2 separate regions of the Homo sapiens genome follow, and region 1 is linked to region 2. Evidence: read pairs that join two places in POLR2A ChIA-PET (ENCODE). Cell type or tissue: HepG2. All regions are shown on one strand. Links, peaks and the distances in the headings refer to the core of each region. The heading gives the core; the rest is flanking DNA. Region 1 has its middle 20 kb from the start of PFDN1. Region 2 has its middle 38 kb from the start of HSPA9.

The links. Peaks named below come from ENCODE experiments on the same cell type or tissue, not always from the same donor. Only the 100,000 strongest peaks of a DNase experiment are listed, where the experiment ranks them.
Region 1: POLR2A ChIA-PET joins it to region 2 with 6 read pairs; 1 of 35 experiments calls an interaction of 5 or more read pairs at or near these places.

The regions. Positions count from the first base shown.
Region 1 is chr5:140,319,505-140,326,581 of GRCh38, forward strand. No RefSeq gene overlaps it. Among named protein-coding and RNA genes, the nearest start is that of PFDN1, 20 kb to the left of the region's middle. RefSeq lists enhancers at 2,254-2,303, 2,334-2,403, 3,217-4,416. In HepG2, for the core only: no CTCF peak of the experiment used is centred there; DNase peaks (open chromatin) are centred at 3,447, 4,017 and 4,747.
Region 2 is chr5:138,610,114-138,617,190 of GRCh38, forward strand. It overlaps the pseudogene RPL10AP10. Among named protein-coding and RNA genes, the nearest start is that of HSPA9, 38 kb to the left of the region's middle. RefSeq lists enhancers at 1-106, 107-739, 740-1,372. In HepG2, for the core only: no CTCF peak of the experiment used is centred there; no DNase peak of the experiment used is centred there; H3K4me3 peaks cover 421 bases.

The DNA.
Region 1 (7,077 bases), core at 1,305-5,304, 1.7 Mb after region 2:
GGGTGCTAGGGATACAGTGGTAGACAAGATAAGACACAGATTCTACCTATGAAACTTACATTCTAGTAGGAAAAGCAGACAATACACAAATAAACTAATACAGGAACCGCAGGTTCATTCACTGCTGCATTTCCAGAATGGGCCCCAACACATAGCAGATACTCAACAAGTGCTTATTGAGGAGAAGGAAAGGAAAGTGAGGGTGAATGGCAGCCAATCTGAAGGAAGAGACAGGAGTGGCCAGTGTCAGAGCCAACAAACTAACTACCGTGGAATCATTTCACCCTAGAGGTTTGCTCAACTTGCAGGAGGGACTAAAATGGGTTGAGGCCTATCCTGTCCTGTTGGTCTCCAATAAGGAAGGGGAGGAAGTGGCTTACCTTCACTTCTGTCTGTCCTGTATCTGTGTAAACACCTACAAATAGGGACAAATGAATGAGTGCAAGCCCTGGACTCATCAAGTGATCTTATCCACTCCTGTGCCTTCCAGTGTTAGAGACTGGATAGTTGGTTGCAAAACACATTTCCTCTTTCTCATGGGTGCCCAGCTAGGCTACACTTCCCTACTTCTCTTATAGTTAGATGTGACCACATGATGAGATTTTATTGGTGGAATATGGATGGAAGTGATAGACTCTCCCATGTGTGGTCCTCCATGCCCTTATGCCCTTTCCCCATCACAGTGACCCTGGAAGCTGTGTAATATAAATGGCAGATGTCGGGTGCAGTGGCTCATGCCTGTAATCCCAGCATATTGGGAGGCCGAGGTGGGCAGATCACTGGAGGCCAGAAGTTCGAGAGCAGCCTGGCCAACACGGCGAAACCCCGTCTCTACTAAAAATATAAAAATTAGCCAAGTATGGTGGCACACACCTGTGATCCCAGCTACTCAGGAGGCTGAGGCACGAGAATCACTTGAACCCAGGAGGCAGAGGTTGCAGTGAGCTATGATCATACCACTGCACTCCAGTTTGGGCAATAGAGCTAGACCCTGTCTCAAAAAAAAAAAAAAAAAAAGATGGCAGACACAAAAGCTGGAAGGACCTGGTTCCTGAACCCCACTTGGAGAAGAGTTGCTCACTTATTAGGAACACCAGTTTGGGATTTTACCTGAGTGAGAAATAACCTACTGTGCTAGGCCATCGAGGCTGGGGAATTTTCTGTTAGAGCAGCTAGCATCATTCTTTTTTTTTTTTTTTTTTTTTTTTTTTTAAGACAGGGTCTCTTGGCTGGGGGCAGTGGCTCACGCCTGTAATCCTAACACTTTAGGAAGTCGAGGTGCACAGATCACCTGAGGTCAGGAGTTTGAGACCAGCCTGATCAACATGACAAAACCCCGTCTCTACTAAAAAATACAAAAATTAGCCAGGCATGGTGGCGTGCACCTGTAATACCAGCTACTTGGGAGGCTGAGGCAGGAGAATCTCTGGAACCCAGGATGCAGAGGTCACAGTGAGCTGAGATCATGTCACTGCACTCCAGCCTGGGTGACAGAGCGAGACTCTGTCTCAAATAAATTAATTAATTAATTAATTAATTCAGGGACTCACTCTGTTGCCCAGGATGGAGTGCAGTGGTGTGATCACGGCTCGCGGCAGGCTTGACCTCCTGCGGCTCAAGCGGTCCTCTCACCTCAGCCAGGACACCACAGGCACATGCCATCATACTCAGCTAATTTTTGTACTTTTTGTAGATACAAGGTTTCATTATGTTGCCCAGACTGCTCTCAAACTCCTGGTTTCCACCTGCCTCGGCCTCCCAAAGCGTTGGGATTACAGGAGTGAGTAACCATGCCTGGCCACCTTGATGATACACTTGCTTATTCTCTCCAGGCCAATGACCTCACTCAAGCCTGAGCCTTCCCCTGGGGTCCAGACTCAGCTCCACACCCATGCACTGGATATCCCTACTGACATGGTGGTCATGCCTTCAGACTTAGAGTGGCCAAAACTGGACTTGCTACTTTCACCCGCACCAGCTTCTCCTTCTCCAGTGTGGCCCATCTCAGTAAGATGGCACCACTTTCCACCCAGGCGTGCAAGCCTAAAACTCAGAGCCACCTTGGGCCCTTTTCCCTTTCTCTCATCCTCCACATATCTCCTCCATAGATCTTGAATTCATATCTTCTCTTCTTCTCCACTGCTGCTACCATCAGTGCCTAAATACCACCACAGTCTCCAGCTAACCCATCTCCCTGCTTGATTATAGCTACCCTTCAAGCCCATTCTCCAGCTGGAGTCATCCACCCCAAAACAGATCCAAGCATGCCACCCCTACCCACACTCACTTTAACACTCAGGGCTGGCTCCCTACCGCCCTGAGGATTCAGTTCAAGCTCCTTGGCACAGTCTCAAAGGCCTTGCATGATCTGGCCTGGCCTGTCTCTGCAGCCTCTTCCGCTGACCCCAAGCCAGCTGTGTACACTCTTGTCACACCAGTTAGGTTCCTCATTCACATCATCCTCCCTCTGCACTCTGGCTGTTCCCCTGGCCTAGAATACTTCAACCCCCATTCTTTACTTGCATCACAACTGCTCATCCTTCAGGCCTCAGCTTGATTTTCACTTCCTCCAAGAAGTGACCTCCCTGACCCTTGGACCAGGTCAGCCAACTTGGCACCTCCTATTGCCCAACACAACTCTCTTGACATTTGATTCTTGTGACTTAATTGTCTATTTTTCCTATTCAAGTGCAAGTTCCCGGAGGGCAGGGCCTCGGTCCTGTTCACCCTTGTGTTCTTAGCCTCCAGAAAAAAGGAGGAATCCCCGTATGTCTGTTAAATGAGTATGCGTGAGCAGTACACTCACTCAATAATTACCAACTTAGTGATATCCGTGCTATTCAATGACAGCAAACAGGTAATTCTGAGTTTGTCTGCCATCTGAGTCAAAGCAATTTGCCCCCATTTTTTTTTTTTTTTTGAGATGGAGTCTCTCCCTGTCGTCCTGGCTGGAGTGCAATGGTGGGATATCAGCTCACTGCAACCTCCGCCCCTCGAGTTCAAGCGATTCTCCTGCCTCAGCCTCCTGAGTAGCTGGAGTTACAGGTGCGCGCCACCACGCCCAGGTTAATTTTTTTTGTGTCTTTAGTAGAGACGGGGTTTCAACATGTTGCCCAGGCTGGTCTTGAACTCCTGACCTCATGATCCCCCCACCTCGGCCTCCCAAAGTGCTGGGATTACAGGTGTGAGCCACCAGGCCCGATCTGCCCCCATTTATTAATGAGGAGACAGATCCCCAAGGGAGCAAGTGATCTGCCCCAGGGAGGCAGGAGGTGAAGCAGTCACAGGGCTCTGGCAATGACCACACCACCCCTCTTCTCCCTCTGCTTCTAACTTTTCTTGTTTCTGAGGTCCAGGCGGAAATGTAATGTCATGACACATTGGGGGATTTCTTTCCTCCCCTACATTTTTCTGATGTGACTCCAGCTTGGGGGGTTGGGGGAACACAAGCCCCAGGAGGAGGGAGGCGGGTGGTGGGGAGGTTAGCAGTCACATTCCTCAGCAGCCTCTGTTTTCATAGCTCAGAGAAAGAAGAAAGAAGTTAGCAAGCTCTGGCAGACACACTGGGCATTCAGCTCCTGTTCTGGCAGCTGCAGGGGCTGGGCTGAGCACGCGCTCTGCCAAGGCCAGGGCGGCAGACACTCTCTCCAATCTCAGGCTGCCAAGATGAGGTGGAGGGGGTCAGGGCCTCTGTCTAAGATGGGGGTTCACAGAAAGAGACCCCTTCTTTCTGCTCAGGCTGGCAGCCAGTTGGCCATGAGCCATGTGTGGGAGAAGGGGAGCAGAGGGAGGCAGTGTCAGGGCCTCAGTGCAAATCCTTCCAGGTTGGAAGGCTGGTGTGGGCATCAGACAGCCCAGGGGGCTATCTCAGCTCCTCCTCCACCCTGGAGATGTTGGAGGGACAACCTCTAGGCAGATGTCCCCACCCGGCTGCTGGGGCCACTGCTGTCACATTCCAGAGGGGGCTGAGAGCCACAGAGCATGGATTGAGAACGAGCTCACCATGGAAACCAGGCTTCCTAGGAAAAGGTCACATATTTGATGTGGCTGTCATCCAGGCACCTTAAATGCCACACTGTTCCTGTTTTCTTGAGCACGCTGCCAGCAGAGAAGGCCTGAGACAATGGGGTTGGCAGTTGACCTGTTTGCCTGGTTTTAGACAGGCCCCTATCACGGTTTCCCCTTCTCAGCAAAACTCAGTGCTGTTTTTACATTGCCTGACCCCAACGTGTACCCATGTGGGCAGCCCTGCAGGCCAACCCTTGAGTCTGGCAAAGACCCACTGTGCCAAAAATCTAGAAAAGGAGGTGCAAACAAGACCCATGATGGTAAAAACTGGCAAAGCTTGTTAAGAATAGTAAAAGCTTTCGGGTATGAGTACTTACTCCATGCTGCCAGACACTGTGATAAATGCTTTACAGGCACTGTAATCTCCACAAAAAAAACCTTAATAAAAAAATTGAGGCTTTGAGAGGTTAAATAACTTATCTGAGATTATTATATAACCAGAAAATGGCATGACGAGGATTCAAACCCAGGCTTGTCTGATCTAGAGCCTGAAACTTTCACCTCTACTCTATTTCACTCATCCATTTATTCATGCACTCATTCATTTATTCAATTGTCCATCCATCCATGCATGCATCAAACATTTAGGGAAAGCCTCTGGTGTGCTGACACAGTGTGTAAAAGGACACACTCCACAACCTCCAAGAGTTCACAGTGGGAGAAATGGATGAGTAAACAATGACAATATGCGGTGTGATGAAAGCCATGGGAGAGGAGCAGCAAAGCTGCTATGGGAAGAGGACTCCTTTTCCTTGCATTGTCCAAGGCTCAGAGGTGTGAGAGCACAGGGGAGGAGAAACTAACCCAGCTGGGACAGGGGTGGGCAGCAGACTTTCTCCGGAAGGTGTCCAAACACACACCTGTAAAAGGGGTTGAACTTGGGTCACACTTCTCAGGCCTGGAGTTCCAGGGGTTGGATTTACATCCACAGGCAGGAGAGAACACTTACTCTCAAATGGACCCGATCAGGCCCCCCTTACCAAGCACAATGCTTCCCAGGGACGCCCAACTGACCAAGTACCACCGACAAAATAGAAAGAAGTCAGGCTTTCCTAGAGAACCCTGGGTGAGTACATGGTTTACACAGCTGTCCTTAACCCAGACTCTAGTGGCATGAAGAAAGAACAAGCTAGCTTCTTCCTCCTTTCACACTCCCATTGAAGACTGCCCACTGTCAAAAGCTAGAGGACAGTAGAAATAAAATTACTGCCTTAGTATAAGGAAACCAACCCAGTGACTTCTAGGTTGGGCAAGAAAATTAGGGTTGGGGAAAAGGGTGACTTAATTCCTCCCGTCTGTCTGGTTCCTACACCCACATCATATGTCTTTGGGGAAGCCTCCCACACAGGCTGTGATCCACCAACTATAGCACTCCAGCCCTGAAAGGAGCCCTTTTCCTTACATGCCCTGTTGGTTAGTAATAGCCAAGATGCTGGGTGGGAAGAAGGGAGAGAGAGAGGGAGGGAGGAAGGGATATTCTCTGAAGAGCAAGAGGGCAGCTGGCTTCTTTCACAGCTGTGTGGGTGGCAGTGAGCTAAGAGGTCCCTGTTCTCTTCTCCATCAATCAAGGGGGCAATCAAGAAAAAATGTGCAGTTTAAAAAGTTCAAAAAGAAAAATCAAACCACAACAACCTCCAAATTATATTAATTTGGTGATGGCCTGACACTCTGGAAACCAATCATGGGAAGGGGCAACCCTCACTTCCTCCTGCTCTTGGATGACGTTAGCCCTTTTTCTTTTTCTGGGGTTGGTCTCCATGGAGCAACACAGTCTGGCCTGGGTTCCTCACCACAGCAAGGAGGAAAACACAGAACTTTGTTCTCTCCTCTCTGGATAATGGTGGCCAGGATAGAAGTTCATGGGCAATGAGAAGCCTGGGCCCTCCTGCACAAGGTTGGCATCAAGCAAAATTGCATTAGCTAATAAAATAGTATCCTTGTGCAAGTTATTTCACCCCGCTGAGCCTCAGGGCCCTCCTCATTAAACTGGGAAAATAATACTACCTACCCTCCTGATGCCCTTATTTATTCCTGTCTTCAGGTCCTTTTTATTTACCTCTTCTGCCTTTTTTTTTTTTTTTGAAACAGGGTGTCGCTCTGTCACCCAGGCTGGAATGCAATGGCACAATCACAGCTCACTACAGCCTTGAACTCCTGATCTCAAGCAATCTTCCCACCTCAGCCTCCCACATAGCTGGGACCACAGGCATGTGCCACCACACCTGGCTAAGTTTTTTTCTTTTTAAAAATGATTTGTAGAGATGAGGAGATGAGGTCCCCCCTCCTGCCTCGAACTTGCAAAGTGCTGGGATTACAGGCATGGGTCACCATGCTCAGCCTCTTCTACCTCTTTTTTCTCCTCTTTGCATCCCCCTTTCTTGCACTGCCTTCTCGGTAGTCCCCTCCACCCCATATGGACTTAAATAATTCTTGATTTTCATGGCCCCTGTGAACTTGCTTCTTCCCCCATTCCTTCCCATTTTAATAGTGCCATCGTATACCCAGTTTCTCAGACTAGAATCTAAGAAGTCATCCTTGATTACCTTCTTCCCCACAACACATACATTTAATCCATTAGCATGTCTTACAGGTGATTCCTCCAAAACATATCCCGAATCTGACCATTTCCCACCCTCTGCTACCACCCTAATTCTGGCTACCATCGCCACTTGCCTAGATAACTCCAAAGTTCTCCTAACTGGTCTTGTTATTTATTTAGTTTTTAGAGATGGGGTTTTGCTATGTGGCCCAGGCTGGTCTGAAACTCCTGGGCTCAAGCAATCCTCTGGCCTCAGCCTCCCAAATTGCTGAGATTACAGGCATGCCATCTGCCATCATGCCCAGCTCCTTGTCTTGCTTCTTTTACTTTTGCCCCTTAGAACCTGTTCTCTGCATAGAAGAGTCATATTTCTGAAACATATAAATTAAATTATATCACTCTCCTACTCAAAACACTGCATGGGCTTCCAAATTGTTTGTCATGGCCTACAAAGCCCCATATGGTCCTTG
Region 2 (7,077 bases), core at 1,356-5,355:
TCCTGAGAAGCAGTGGGAAGGGCCAAGGTTACGAGTTACCCAGGCATGGGGGCGAACCCTGGCTCCCTCACTTGCTAGTTGTGTATTCTCTCTGTCTCTCTCTCTCCGTCTCTCTCTCTTTCTCTCTCTCTCTCGGAGAGACAGAAATGAGGTCTCGCTATATTACCCAGGCTGAAGACTGGACTCCAACTCCTGACCTGGGCTCAAGTGATCCTCCTGCCTCAGTCTCCCAAGTAGCTGGGACTCCGGGCACACGCCACCGCGCGCTTGGCTGTAATCTTGATCAAATCATGTAAAATTCCTGAACCACAAGTTTTTTTTTTTCTACAGTAACACCCTGTGGAGTTATGAAAATTAAAATAAAATAATGTGCTTAAAGCACAGGGACCAGAGAAGCAGCCGGATAAAGAGAAGGTCTTGGGGAGGGAGGAGGGCAGGGTATTGGCCCTCCAGTGGCCAGCAAGGAAAATGATGCGGCCCATCTTTGGGTACTTGCAGCTGAGCCCACAGAGTCACATGTTTTATCCCCGCACAGTAGGGAATGTCCTTTGACTTTTCTGACCCAGGATCTAGCTTGGCAACGCCGGGTCCTCCGGTACTCAGGACCGTCACTTGGCTCTCACTGGCTGGTTCTCTTGGAGTTTTGAGAGAGCTCTGAGAGGTCCTTGAATCCTTTCTCCTTCCCTCTTGTAGTGATATCTCTCTCTCAGACAAACCCAGGGACTGCTGGCCATCAGCTGAACCCGAGGGGAGCGAGGCCACAGCCCATGAGATGTACCCCACACTTCCTCTGCCCCGCCCCCCAAGCAGGACTGTGTCTGTGTTTTTCAGGGTGTGCTGCTGGAGCCCTGGGAGGAGGGGGTTGGGCAGTCGCTGGCGCTGCCGCTGGTGGTCCCTGTGCTTGAAGTGCCGGTGGTATCGGAGTCCATGCACCCAAGGCCCAGCACCCAGCAACATTCTCTGGCCCAGCAGAGGGGTGAGAGATCAAAGGAGGGGGCGTGGGGCATGGATTGCTTCTGGGCAGACCCATGCCAATGTGACATGGGGTTTCCTGCCTGAGTGTTACTGTGTGGCTGTGCCTGCCACGCTCATCTGGGGTGTGTGTGTGTGTGTGTGTGTGTGTATGTGTGTGTGTGTATGGGTGGGTGTTGGGGGGTGTACAGACGCTCTGGGTATGTAGGGGGGTCAGCACTAGGGGGGCTTCTAGGATTTGTCTGTGGTCTCATCTCCGCCCTCCCTGCTCCTGGAGGGGGAGCTGTAACTCAGCCAGGAGGCCACCTAGCTGATTCCCCTCCCCCCACCCACCAGCCGCTCGCTCTGTCACAACAAGGAGCTTTGGCAGAAAGGGAGGGGAGCGTGGGTGCTGCGGAGAGAAAAACACCCCAAAGTTTCAGAAAAAATGGCAGGAGAGATGCCAGCACCCAGGAGCAGGAGCCTTCTGCTTCTCACAGCCTGCACTGCTGGGCTGGGGGGAGACCACGGTTTCCTTTCCTTCCTTTCTCCCTTCCTTCCCTCCCCGCCCCTTGCTGCGTGATATTCAGGAAAAGGAAACATTACAGTGAGGGGAGAAAGGGAACAAAGAGATGCTTTTCAGAGGGGTCATGGGATCTTTCCGTAGCCACCAGAAGACACAGTTCTGGGCTCTGCTTGCTCTGGGCTAAGTGGGTGTGTATGTGTATGTGTGTGTAGAAGAGAACAAAAAAGAGAGAGAATGTGTGTGTTAGTGTGTTAGTTTATGCATGCCTGTGAGTAAATGTGTGTCTGAGTGTGGATGTGAATTGGGCGTGCATGTGTGTGTTGGGAAACAGTAAAGATAAAAGCAGACAGAACAAAAAGAATCATATACAAGATTGGTTAGACAGCTGCCCTTAGATAGTCTACACATGAATACTTGAAAAATGTTTGTGCAATAGGTTGGCCATTACCCAATATTGCGCGGCATTAGAATAAACATGTATACAATGAAAAACCTCCAGATTGACACTTCTTCCTCATGCTTTTGAAATCAGGGTATTTCATTTGGGCAATGACTCCTTTTCTGCAGGGTAAAAACTTCATTTACTCGCAGGTAGCTGGAACACCATTAAATATTCTTAAGAAGTTAGTTAATATTACATGAAGCTTCACGGAGAAAATATAAATATCTATTTATAATGATATATTCACTGTGAATTGACGTCTTTATTGTAGTTGGAACACGTAGCATGAGATCTACGGTCTTAACAAAAATTTAAATACACAATGCAGTAATATTAACTATATTAACTATAGGTGCTATGGTGAACAGAGGTCTAGAACTTATTCATCTTGCATAACTGAAGTTTTATACCTGTTGAACAGCAACTCCCTATTTCCCCCATCCCTCAGCACTTGACAAGCACCATTCTCATTTCTGTTTCTATGAGTCTATTTCAGATAATTGGTGTAAGGAGAACAGTGCAGTTTGTGCTTCTGTGACTGTCTTATTTCACCTAGTATAATGTACCCCAAATTCATCCATGTTGTCATATATGACAGAATTTTCTTCTTTTTAAGGCCAAATAATATTTTATTGTATGTATATGCCATGTTTGCTGTATTTGCTTATCTATTGATGGGCATTAGTTTCCATATCATGTGTATTGTAAATAATGCAATAATCAGGAAAATGCAGACATCTCTTGGAGATCTTGATTTCAATTGTTTTGGATAAAAATACAGAAGTGGGATTGTTGGATTATATGACAGACATTTTTCCAAAGAAGACATACACATTGCCAAAAGGTACATGAGAAGATGCTTAACAACACTAACTGTTAGAGAAATGCAAATCAAAACCATAGTGAGATGTCATCTCGTCTATTAGGATGGCTACTATAAAGGGAAACAAAAGGTAAGAGTTGGCAAATTCATTGGGAAGTAAAATGATTCAGCTGCTGTGGAAAATTGTACGAAGCTTACTCAAAAATTATGAATTTTTTTCCCCCAGAATGCTTAGCTCTTTTTGTAACTTTTATTTTAAGTTCAGGGGTACATGTGCAGGTTTGTTATATAGGTAAATCTAAGTCATGGGTCTTTGTGGTACAGATTATTTGATCACCCAGGTATTAAGCCTAGTACCCATTAGTTATTTTTCCTGATCCTCTCCCTCTCACACTCCACCATCCAGTAATCTCCAGTGTTCATTTTTTCCCTTTTTGTGTCCATGTGTTCTCATCATTTAGCTCCCGCTTATAAGAGGACATGTAGTGTTTGCTTTTCTGTTCCTGTGTTAGTTTGCTAAGAATTATGGTCTCCGGCTCCTCCTGCAAAGGACATGATCTCCTTCTTTTTTTATGCCTGCATAGTATTTCATGGTGTATATGAATTAACTTTCGAGTGGAGAAAAGAACTGGTAGATTTGTGAGATTAACAAATATTTCCATAGATTCAAGTTCATTTTCCCAGGGTTTTCTGAGCTTAATAACCTCAAAAGTACCTGAAATATAGTTTTTCTTCCTTTCACAGAGCTATTTATGTTATATATGAACTACAACTTAGAGTATTTAAAACTCAATAAATAGTGAAATTAAAAAAAAACAAAAAAACCTCATTTACTCAAAGCTCAGAATACAGTTTTGTGAGCATTTCACCAAAGTAAGGGCTAGAGTTTCTCTTAGCATTATTTGCTTACAAAATATTTGAGTTTGTAAACAAGATCCCAAGGGAAATATTTATCCCACTCAAGAAAACAAGTTACTTTTACCTCTTTGAAGTATCTATTTGCATTCCAACAATATGGTACTTATAAATCACTCCTTTCTAGCAACTTATTAAAGCAACTCTTAGAGGCAATACTTTTAAAAAATAGCAAGGCTGTATTTTTTTAAAAAAATTTAAAGGCCTGCAATGACTTTTAACAGCTTATCTGACTTAGTGATGTCTATTTGCTTATGATTATAATAACTTCTTACATTTAATGAATGCTCTTCATGCACCAGACACTGCATTAAATGCTTTACATACATGCTCTTATTTGGTCCTCCCAGCCAAGGAAGTACTGTTATTTTACAACTAAGGGGTAGAGAAGTAACTTAACCAGTGTCAGGTAGGTAATACATGTCAGGGCAGTACTTAAATCTGAGTTTTGAGTCCAAAGCCCCATGCCTTACCCTACATGCTCAGTTGCATTTCTTTATATTTCTTTCTTTTCTTTTTTCTTTTTTTTTTTTTTAGTCAGAGTCTCACTCTGTCATCCAGGCTGGAGTGCAGTGGCACGATCTCAGGTCACTGCAACCTCTGCTTTCTGAATTCAAGCAATTCTCAAGCCTCAGCCTCCGTGTAGCTGAGATTACAGGTGTGCACCACCATGCCCAGCTAATTTTTTTGTATTTTTAGTAGAGCCCCGGTTTCACCATGTTGACCAGGCTGTCTCGAACTCCTCACCTCAAGTGATCCACCCACCTTGGCCTCCCAAAGTGTTGGGATTACAGGCATGAGCCACCGCGCCTGGCCCATTTCTTTATATTTCACTGCCCAAAGATGTCCAAACATCAGCATGCAGGTGCCTACAGGTGCCTACAGAGGGCTGTCCCCACAAAAATCTTGGCTCCTGGTCCAGACCCACTGTTAGGGCCAGTGCCTGGGCATTATGGGTCAGTCCAGCTCTGAGATTTTAATTCCTGTTGTTGGAATGAGGGGAATAAATGGGCACTCAATCTCTTGGGATTTTTCAGCTCTCTCTGAGGCATCAGATTTTTTTCCTAGGGTCATCTCTGAGAGAAGTATGCCTGGAACATTGGCATGAGGAAATCAATCAATGCAAAGCATATAATGAGGTATGTATTCAGCACCATGAGGACCAACCCAGCGAGAATAAGCTCAGAAGGTTGTAGGAAGAGTGTAGGACTTGGAGAAAGAGCAATGACCCTGCACTCCGTCTAGAAGGGGTGAGGGAGAGGGGACAGGGAGGAAAAAGAAGGTGATGGGAAGAGGTTGAGGAGGAGCATGTGGGGTATGTGCAATTGGATGAGTAATGGAGAGCAGCTTTATTACTTTGACTTTTTGAAATAAGAACCAGCTTATGAAGGTGGGGAGGGAACAGCCTGGGAATAAATTAATTGAGAAAGGAAATTAAAGCCATCATTTCTGCTCTGCTGACGAGCAGATGTCAGCATGCCTCTAGCCTCTTGCTATATTCAGTGTTTTTCTAGAGATAAATGGTGGAGCTCAAAGAGGTTCCAACAGGGCCTGTGTTGAACACTTGAAGGCTCTAGAATATTTTGGTCATGAGAAAAGAGGGCTGAAAGTTGAGGACCAGGCTTCTAGGCTCTGAGGATTTTTTTTTTTTTACGTTAGCTATTTCACAATTACCAGTAGATTTAACTGCAAAACTGAAGGGAAATCAGGTAAGCATTTATAAAAGAGGAAATTAAGATGCTGGTATTCCTACCAAGATGACTCGAGGGAGAAAGAAAAGAGTTGGAAACACCTTTGCCAAGCCATTGAGAAGCTAGCATTGAGGGCAGAGAGTGCTTGAAGCAACCCAGCCTTAAGGCACTCTCTTAGAAGCAGCCAGGGCAGAGAGCAGCGGGGACAGGCAGTTCCAGCAATAGCTGGCTGAGGAGGATAGAGAGGGAGGCTGGCTCAGCAACCTAGCCTGGGAAAACAACCCCTGTGCTGAAATGCATTAGAAGTTCTCTACTCTGTATTCCAGTACTTTGGGAGGCCAAGGCAGGAGGATCGCTTGAGCTTATGAGTTCAAGACCAGCCTGGGCAACATAGAGAAATATAGATAGACCTTCTCTCTACTAAAAATAAAAAAATTAGCCGGGTGTGTTGGCATGCACTTGTAGTCTCAGCTTCTTGGGAAACTGAGGTGGAAGGATTGCTTGAGCCCTGGAGATGGAGGCTGAAGTGAGCTATAATTGTGCCACTGCACTCCAGCCTGGGCAACAGAATGAGATCCTTTCTCAAAAAAAAAAAAAAGAAGTTATTTGTGAAGACTTACTCCCAGCAAGGGGAGACAGGCAGAGTGTGCACCAGAAACCAGGCATCTTCAACATGGATATTTTGGATCTTTTCTGCATCCAGACAAAGGAACTTATTTACTAACAGCTGGCAGATATGGGCAAAATCACAATTTGATGGGTTAACCAAGGTCTGTATTACGTGCATAGGGGCATCGCATGAAAGAAAAGTGAGTATCTCCAAACCCAGTGAGATGTTAACATTTATATGCCCCCTTCATAGGGGGGATGTGAGGGGAGATATAGGCAACTTAGGGGACTGTAAATGATTTTGGGGAAAGATGAATGGGCCCTCAGAAGAACAGGTGACATCATGAGATGGTCTGGGTATGAAGTGGGCCTCTAGTTTCCTCTCCTGGTTAATCTTCCCTAGTTGATGAGATTTCTGGGGACGGGACTCATGACAATGGAGTTCTTCTTGGAGAATCTGTCCTTAGGCAGATGAAGTTCAGAGAAAGCCTCTCCCTGCATTTGCTGTTTCCCAGGTGTCCTCACTTTGAGGCCCAAAGCAGCATATTTTGGGGTGGCATTTTCTGAACTCCTTTAGAGCTAATCTGTCAGAAGGCAGGTGGAGCCTGGGTCAGACGAATCTGAGCATGCCCAAGTTACATAAAAGTTATGTGTCAACAAGCACATCCTGCTCCACTTTTTTTTTCTTTTTTCTTTTTAGAGACAGGGTCTTGCTCTGTCACCCAGGCTGGAGTGCGGTGGCACGATCATGGCGCACTGCAGCCTCAACTTCCTGCCCACCCTACTTTTTTAGTATAACAGCTGAAAGATATGGAACGTGGAATTGATGAAGGGTGACTCATTAAAATTATAATAGCAATTAGGAACAAGCAGAAAAAGACCATAGGCAAGGACAGTTTCATGGCCAAGATCATATGTTTTCCCACATTTTATATTTGGCGAGCGCGTAGGAGGGATCAACACATCCAGATTACTCTCCAGCTACAACTTCGGTTTCAACAAAACCCTGAATCTGACACCCTCGGCCCAGGCCCTCTTTCTCTTTCCTGAGCACTAAGGCTCCTGTTGGTGCTCTTGGCATTAGTGGCTTCAAGGCGAGGGTGAATGGGTTTGTGTTAGT